2 separate regions of the Homo sapiens genome follow, and region 2 is linked to region 1. A link is a contact called in ENCODE Hi-C or POLR2A ChIA-PET data. All regions are on one chromosome and are shown on one strand. The core of a region is the stretch at or near the end of the contact, and the rest is flanking DNA. Distances in the headings are between cores, read along the strand shown. Region 1 overlaps LOC105378412 (a long non-coding RNA gene). Region 2 holds the start of PAPSS2 (3'-phosphoadenosine 5'-phosphosulfate synthase 2).

What was found. Hi-C counts contacts between places; a loop is a spot of excess contacts on that map. ChIA-PET counts read pairs that join two places held with the same protein, here RNA polymerase II (POLR2A).
Region 2: a map of ascending aorta shows a loop between it and region 1 (1.9-fold over the local background). The contact joins the promoter of PAPSS2 here to the enhancer-like site in region 1. A Hi-C loop is called at or near these places in 2 of 168 maps with a recorded cell type or tissue (Caco-2 and ascending aorta). POLR2A ChIA-PET finds 5 or more read pairs at or near these places in 1 of 52 experiments (AG04450).

Annotation. Positions count from the first base shown.
Region 1 is chr10:87,604,575-87,607,928 of GRCh38, reverse strand. It overlaps LOC105378412 (a long non-coding RNA gene), which reads right to left. Exons shown (of 3, transcript XR_946171.2): 2 at 1,518-1,628. Among named protein-coding and RNA genes, the nearest start is that of PAPSS2, 54 kb to the left of the region's middle. Within about 2 kb of position 1,743, at least 2 of the 41 ENCODE cell types and tissues checked have a DNase peak (open chromatin) inside an H3K27ac peak, as active enhancers do.
Region 2 is chr10:87,658,479-87,662,000 of GRCh38, reverse strand. PAPSS2 (3'-phosphoadenosine 5'-phosphosulfate synthase 2) reads right to left here and starts at 2,123. Exons shown (of 13, transcript NM_001015880.2): 1 at 1,993-2,123. The coding sequence starts at 2,019. RefSeq lists a silencer at 2,136-2,375.

The DNA of each region.
Region 1 (3,354 bases), core at 494-2,993:
AGAAAAGTTGGGTGAGAGGAAGGAGAAGATTGAAAAACTACCTATCAGGTACTATGCTTATTACCTGGGTGATGAAATAATCACACCAAACCCGTTGACACAAAATTTACCTATGTCACAAACCTGCACATGTACCCACCGAACCGAAAATAAAAGTTGGAAAGAAAAAAATAAAATAAAGAGAAGTCAATTGAACCTCTACCAGACAAGACAGAATCTGTGTCTACAGACAGGAATTATATTACATTGTTATCAATTATCTACAAATTACAAAGTTGTTAAAATTGCTCCCATACATTCCGAATCATACAACCTAGAGGGGTTATCCTTTAGAGTGTAGAACACTTTCAGCACACTTTGATTCTTTGTCAGCCTTTCCTTGTAATATTGATGATAGTAATTACAACTGAGTGCCTGCTGTGTACAGGCAATGCACTAAATGCTTCAAAAACATTATTTCATGTAATTCTTAGAAGAGCTTTATGAAGTAAGTATAATCATCCTCATTTTACAGATGATAAAACTATGTTCCCTCATGTGACAATGATGGGAGTGTTGCCTTCTCTCTTTGGGAACATAAGGACCAGATGAGAGCACTAGCTTGATGGCAAGGTCAGCTTAAAACACCCCAAGAAATGTGTTTCAAAATTCACTGCAGGTAAAACTGTCAGGGCTATATATTGAGTTTCATGGGCCTTATGTTCTCAGAGGGAAGACAACACTCCTATCATTGTCAATCCAGCAAGTGGCACAGAATTCACAGCCAGGTCGAATGCCAAAGCCCTTGCTCTTATCCTGGGATCTTCTCCTTGGGCTACTTTGTCCCTCTAAGTAAGTCTGCTACTGGGGGTTCAGCTTTACCCAAAATCATGACTACAGGCCGGGCATGGTGGCTCATGCCTGTAATCCCAGCACTTTGGGAGGCCAAAGCAAGAGAATCACTTGAGCCCAGAAGATCAAGACCAGCCTAAGCAACATAGGAAGACCTCGTCTCTACAAAAAATTTAAAAATTGGCTGGGTATGCTGATATGTGCCTGTAGTCCCAGTTACTCAGGAGGCTGAGGTGGGAGTATCACTTGAGCCCAGGAGGTCCAGGTTGCAGTGAGCTGTGATAACCAGTGTACTCTAGCCTGTGTGACACAGCAAGACTCTGTCTCCAAAAAAAAAAAAAAAAAAAAAAGCAAGCAAGCAAGAATGAAAAAAAAGTTAGTGACTACAGGATATTCAAGAGCCCTAAGCCAGTCCCACCATCTCCAGCCATTCATGCCTGTCTTGGTAACTGGGCTCCTGGCTTATTGCCTATGATCACATCATGGCCTTGTCCCCATTTTCAGGCAAGGCACCCTATGTAGTTCCCCACTCACTCTCTCCTGTTGTTGTCCCACCCATACCTCTATTCCTGCTTCAGGGACATCAGCTGATGTATCAGCCCATTTAGAACTCAGGGGGCTCATTCTTTCTATCTTCAATTTTTCAGGGACTCAAGTTTTGTCCATTTGCCTTCTCCTGCGCTTACCTGCTGGCCTGGGCTTCCTCCTTGTATGTAGTATGGGATTTTCCTCTAGGCATGTGCTTGTTCCAGGCCTGGCAACCCTCCTTCCAAAAAAGCCCTTCTTCTCAGACTCTCCTGTATTAAAATTCAAATGTAGATATTTCTTAGTTACTATCCTTCTCTCCTCAAAAGCACAGTAATCTCATGCCAAATGCCACGCTCAGGTATCTGCTTCTACTGTCTCTCCTATTGCTGCCAGCCAAGACTTGTAGGGAGAGGAAAGGGAAGGGGCAGGAAGTAACAATGCCCTTTATTCTCTGTTTTGCTGACTTCTTGCTCTCCTCAGCAGGAGGCCCCAGTGGTAACACATGGTTAGATCCATTGCGTTGAGTGATATTATACTACAGGAAGGAACGGTTATCTGTGTACAAAACATGGGCAGGTATGTAATTTCATGTCCTGTGAAACAATAGGAATAGAGCTTAAGAGTAAATCTTGGAATTTTCTCAGTTCTGGAAACTTCTATTTAGCCAATTGAATCCAGCCAAATGTTTCCTGGCTCAGGTCCCACTCACCCAGTGGGTGAAAAGCCTCTTGAATTCCTAACTACTTCTCAGCTCACAGGCAGAACTCTTTTGTAGGCCTGATCAATAAAGAAACCACATCTTTGTCAGGAAAGCCAGCCCCTGTCAAATTCTTCTGAGCTTTCTAGCTGGGTGAGAAATGATCCTTTCCGGGACCCTCAGTTTAAATGATTCCTCCTCTCTTTATGCTTCATACAACTTTGTTGCTGGGCTATAATACTTGTTAAAGTCTGTTTTCCTTCACGGTTGTTTATTTACTCTTCACTAGATTGTGAGTTCCTGCCTTACTCATTTTTATATTCCTGGGAAGCCTAATCCAGCGTAATAACTAGGGTCATGAATGAACTGGAGCTCTGAAATACAGAATACTGGCAAGAATAAGAAAAAGGCAAGGTCAATACAGACACCATTTAGACCTAGTCACTGGCATTTCTATAAGAACTATGGATTCTGAGATAACACAGGAAATCTGTGATACAGTTTAAAGAATTGTTTTGGAAGAGGCAGCACACAGTCCAAATTCTTGGAGCTCAACTCATGATTTCTGCAATCCATGTCTTTTTTAAAAGTAGTTTTACAATTAGGGAAGAATATGGAGTCACTTAGATTAGCTTTCTGTATGCAAAAGAAGGACAATAAGTACTATAGTGTTTGTTAAAACGTATTTTTCTTATATTTGAATCACTTATTTTATATTAAGGGTATTTTTTAAAAGTTCTTATTTAGGAATTCAGAAGGATCTAATAGTCAATGTCTATCTACATACTCAGTTGGAACCCATCGTTATTATTAATACACTTGATTCTTAAATTTGTACCAAGACAATGACATAAGATCTCACTTGCATGTGCTGTCCTCCAAAGAGTGGTAGATGCACATTTTACAATGTAGATTAAAAAACTCCCAAGGAAAACTTCATCTAAAGCAACTTTTATGCCCGCAGGTGCCCGGGAGAAACAAATGCAAATATTTCCTAGACAATGTGCCCTCAGACGAGGCCTCAGGCAACTCCCAGAGAAAGCACAACATATCTGGGCTCACAACTTTGAAAAAAATAATCAAGAAACATTCAAGAAAATCAGCTACCATAAATGAGAGACAGTAGAAAGAACAAATGATAAAAACACCCCCATAAGGACTTCACGTATTAGAATCACTGGATAAAACATTTAATATCCTAGCAGAAATAGAAGTGATGACAAAAGAATAAGAAGTTATACAAATGATCAGTTTCGAAAAAGAATCAAATGGAACTTCTAAAACTGAAAAATACAGAG
Region 2 (3,522 bases), core at 874-3,373, 54 kb before region 1:
CACATTTTGAATGAACATTCAAAGCTTGAGAGATTCCACATGCATTTACAGCTGGCTTGCTGTAAATAGTACCGATAGTACCTATCTAGCCCTTTTGGGAACTTGGGTTGGTGCCTGGGTTATAACTGCGTTAGACTAAATCAAAATTCAGAAAAGTTCTATTTCAGTTAGCTGTTTCAGGAGTTAATTTAATGCTGTATAAAACAGACACACACATACACCCACCTAACAAAAAATAGAAGGTTCAGAATGTGTAAATACAAAAACCAAACCCTCCGGCCCTCAAATTTCTCACTGCTTCTGACTGTGCAGAGCCCCCGCAATTGATTTGTAATGACCCTGTTCTCAAACCCTCCTCTTCCTGGGCTCCTGCCGACTGGAGGCATCAAGAGGAGAGACCACCTCGTCCCTTTCTAATGCTTGACAAAGTCCCCCATCACAACTGAGAAGGAATTCTTGATGCAAGCAGGAAGGTGGGAATTAAAACCCCACTGATATAAAAAGCTACTGGCACAGCGGCTTGCCATTTAGAAGACACTATTTAGGATTTTACAGAAATTAATCGCATTAAATAGGAACAAAATACAAGTGATTTTCATTTATTATTTCAAAAATATGTTACAACGCTGAGAGTCCCCCACTTAAAAATTACTCCTGAGAAAGGCAGCTGGATTTTGATAAATGTCCCTTCCCAAATTGATGCCACCTACACCCTGGACCCTCCTGCTGGTCCAGTATGGTCCCTGGAGCCACAGAGCCCCCACCCTGTTCTCTTGCTGCTCAAATGACCCTTCTAGCCCTGCATGGCCCCTCCACACTCCTTCCCCACTTCTTGGCTTTATATTTTGTTTTTTTTTTTAAACCTCTCCCCGGCCCACCACAAATACACCTCAAAGATATTTCGGTAATACACATTATATAAGAATAAACATTTATCAGGCACCTACTATGTGTCCATTGCACGTCTATCTACTAGAGAGAGGTCAACCCATTCAGTAACCAGTACAATCATCTGAGGCTTGCAGGGTGGTGGCTGAAGATAGAATGTTCAGCGGCCAAACTGCTGAGTAGGATTTTATCAAGGCTTGCTGACCACATCTGACGTGGCCCCAGTGCTGTCTAGAAGGCGCCATCCAACTCTAAGAGTCTATGATTACTGCTCCCGGTTTTTTTTTTTTTTTTTTTTTTTTTTTTTTCAGTTTATTGGGGTATAATTGACAAATAGAACTGCTGCCATTTTTAAGAATGCAAAATTTATAGGTGCCCATGTTGCTGGGAAAGAAACTTTTCTCTTTGACACGCCCTCATATTTCCCATTAAAGGAGGACAGCTCAGATTATTAATTCTGGGTAAAAGTGTGCCTCCTCAACACAGTCCCCTCATCTTACTCCACCAAACCGAGGGGCACCCTCACCCCTCATTACTGAACTCGAGATGCCACCCAATGCCGAAATCAAGCTAGAGGGCTAAATCCCGCCAGTGTAGAAATGCAATTTCCTCCAGTTTGCTTTGATAATTGCAGTTTCCTCTATGAAAGTCCGTCATTAAAGCCCACTCCAAGGAAGTTCCCATAGACAAAACCCCAGCGACCAGACCTGGCAGAACGGGAGTCAGCTCGATCTGCTCCGAGACCCTACAGAAGAAAAGGCGGGTCTGGAAGAGCTCTTGGGAAAGAAAGGGGATTTCCTGTCCCTGGTCCTGGATCTAGATCCGGACCCACTTGAGAAGCTCGGGAGGTCTCTCGCGGGCGCGGCGACCCCAAGGAGCGCAGATTCCCAGAGTCGCGGGGTGGAGAGGGGCTGCGGGGCGAGGACTGCCCCGGGAATTCCACACAGAGCCTCTTTCTCTTGCTTCCCTCCGTGCCCCACTCTTACTCCTCCTCCCGACGCCCCCTCCCGGGGAGGGTGGGACCCAAGTGCCGGGGAATTGGGGGTTGGGGGTCGGCGCGTGCAGTGCGGTGGCGGGGAGGGAAGCCGGCGCCTGGAAGCCTACCGTCTTTTGCTTCTTGATCCCCGACATGCTGGCTGGCTGCGGCGGAGCCCGGGTCCCGGGAGCAGAGACCGAAGGACGCAGGGACGGCGGCGGCGGCGGCGGCAGCAGCAGCAGCAGCAGCAGCAGCGGCTGCCGGACTCCCGGGAAGGAGGTATAAAAAGGCTCCGCAGACACGTCGCACTTCCCTTGACCAGCCCCCTTCTCCTACTCCTCCTCCCGCCACGCTCCTCTCCGCCCCGTCGGTTCCGCAAGCAGCGCCCAGCCTTGGGGACCCGGCCGCCGCCGCCTAGGCGGGGTCCCCGGCCCGGCCCCTACTCGCGGGCGCGCGCTCCGCCAGCCCCGGTCCCGGGCGAGACCTTGCAGCGGAGCGGCAGATGGCACGCCCGGCACGCGGCCTGGGGTCAAGTTCACCCCGCCCGCCCCACCCCCAGAGGGTCCCAGAGCGTCCTCCACTCCCCTCACCAGCCTCCCGCGCCTCTTCAAGGAAGTCTTCCTGCCTCTAGGACCTAAGAGCTTATTTGGTTAAGGGCAAGGATGCTTGAAGCCGCCAGGTTTGTTGGCAGGATCCTCATATGCAGTAGTAAAAACGAAGGTTCACACTCATGGATCCTTACAATGCACTCCGCTGGGCTCTGCCTTAATTCTCATGGGCCCCCTCCATCCTGCCCCGACCCCGGGCAGCAAGTCCTACTATCTTCCAGTTTTACAAACGAGCAATTGAGGCTTTCAGACTTTGCCAAGATTATATTCCAAATGAGGGGATTCAAACCCAGGCTGACAGCCTCCTCAGTGCAGGCTTTCTTCACCAGCATCATCACACATGGTGATAACTCCCAAGGTTCACAGCTTGTCTGTTCACTATGCATCGTGCTGAGGGGCTTCCATGCACTTCCTCCATTCCCGCTCACAACAGTATCGTCAGGTTACAGGTATGGGCCTGTGGAGGCACGGCCCCTCCTCACAACGACAAGCAAGTGGCAATGGCCAATGGAAGCCCAGCAACTTGTTTCAGTCCACCCCCAAAGTAGCACTTCTGTTCCACTGGAATGGGCCCTGAGGAGGAGGAAAAGGAGGCACAAGATGAGCAGGCTTAGGCCTAGGGCGCCAAGATTTTACCAGAAGGCAGTATGGGGCAACCCTCTGAACGAACCCAAAGGCAGTATGGGGCAACCCTCTGAACGAACCCAAATGTCAAGGCCAAGTAGAGGTGAGGGAGAGAAGCTCTAGTGACAAGCACTTTGGGGGCAGTCACTGGGTCTCACACCCCTTGTACCTTAACTGACTCCTTGTGTAATGCTACAAACGGATGGATATGACCATACTCTCAAAAGAAGTAACGTAACACACAAGGGCCACACTTCTCATTCCCACTCTAGTGTTCCTGCTGTGAAAGAGTTGGAGTAATATTCTATGGAGGTGAGGGATGGGACTTTTCTTTCATACCTAATTGTATTTCTGGAAGACTGCCAGCTTTCCAGACAGACACTTGATCTGAGTATTCATTGACTGCCCTTCGCCGTGGGAAGGTGG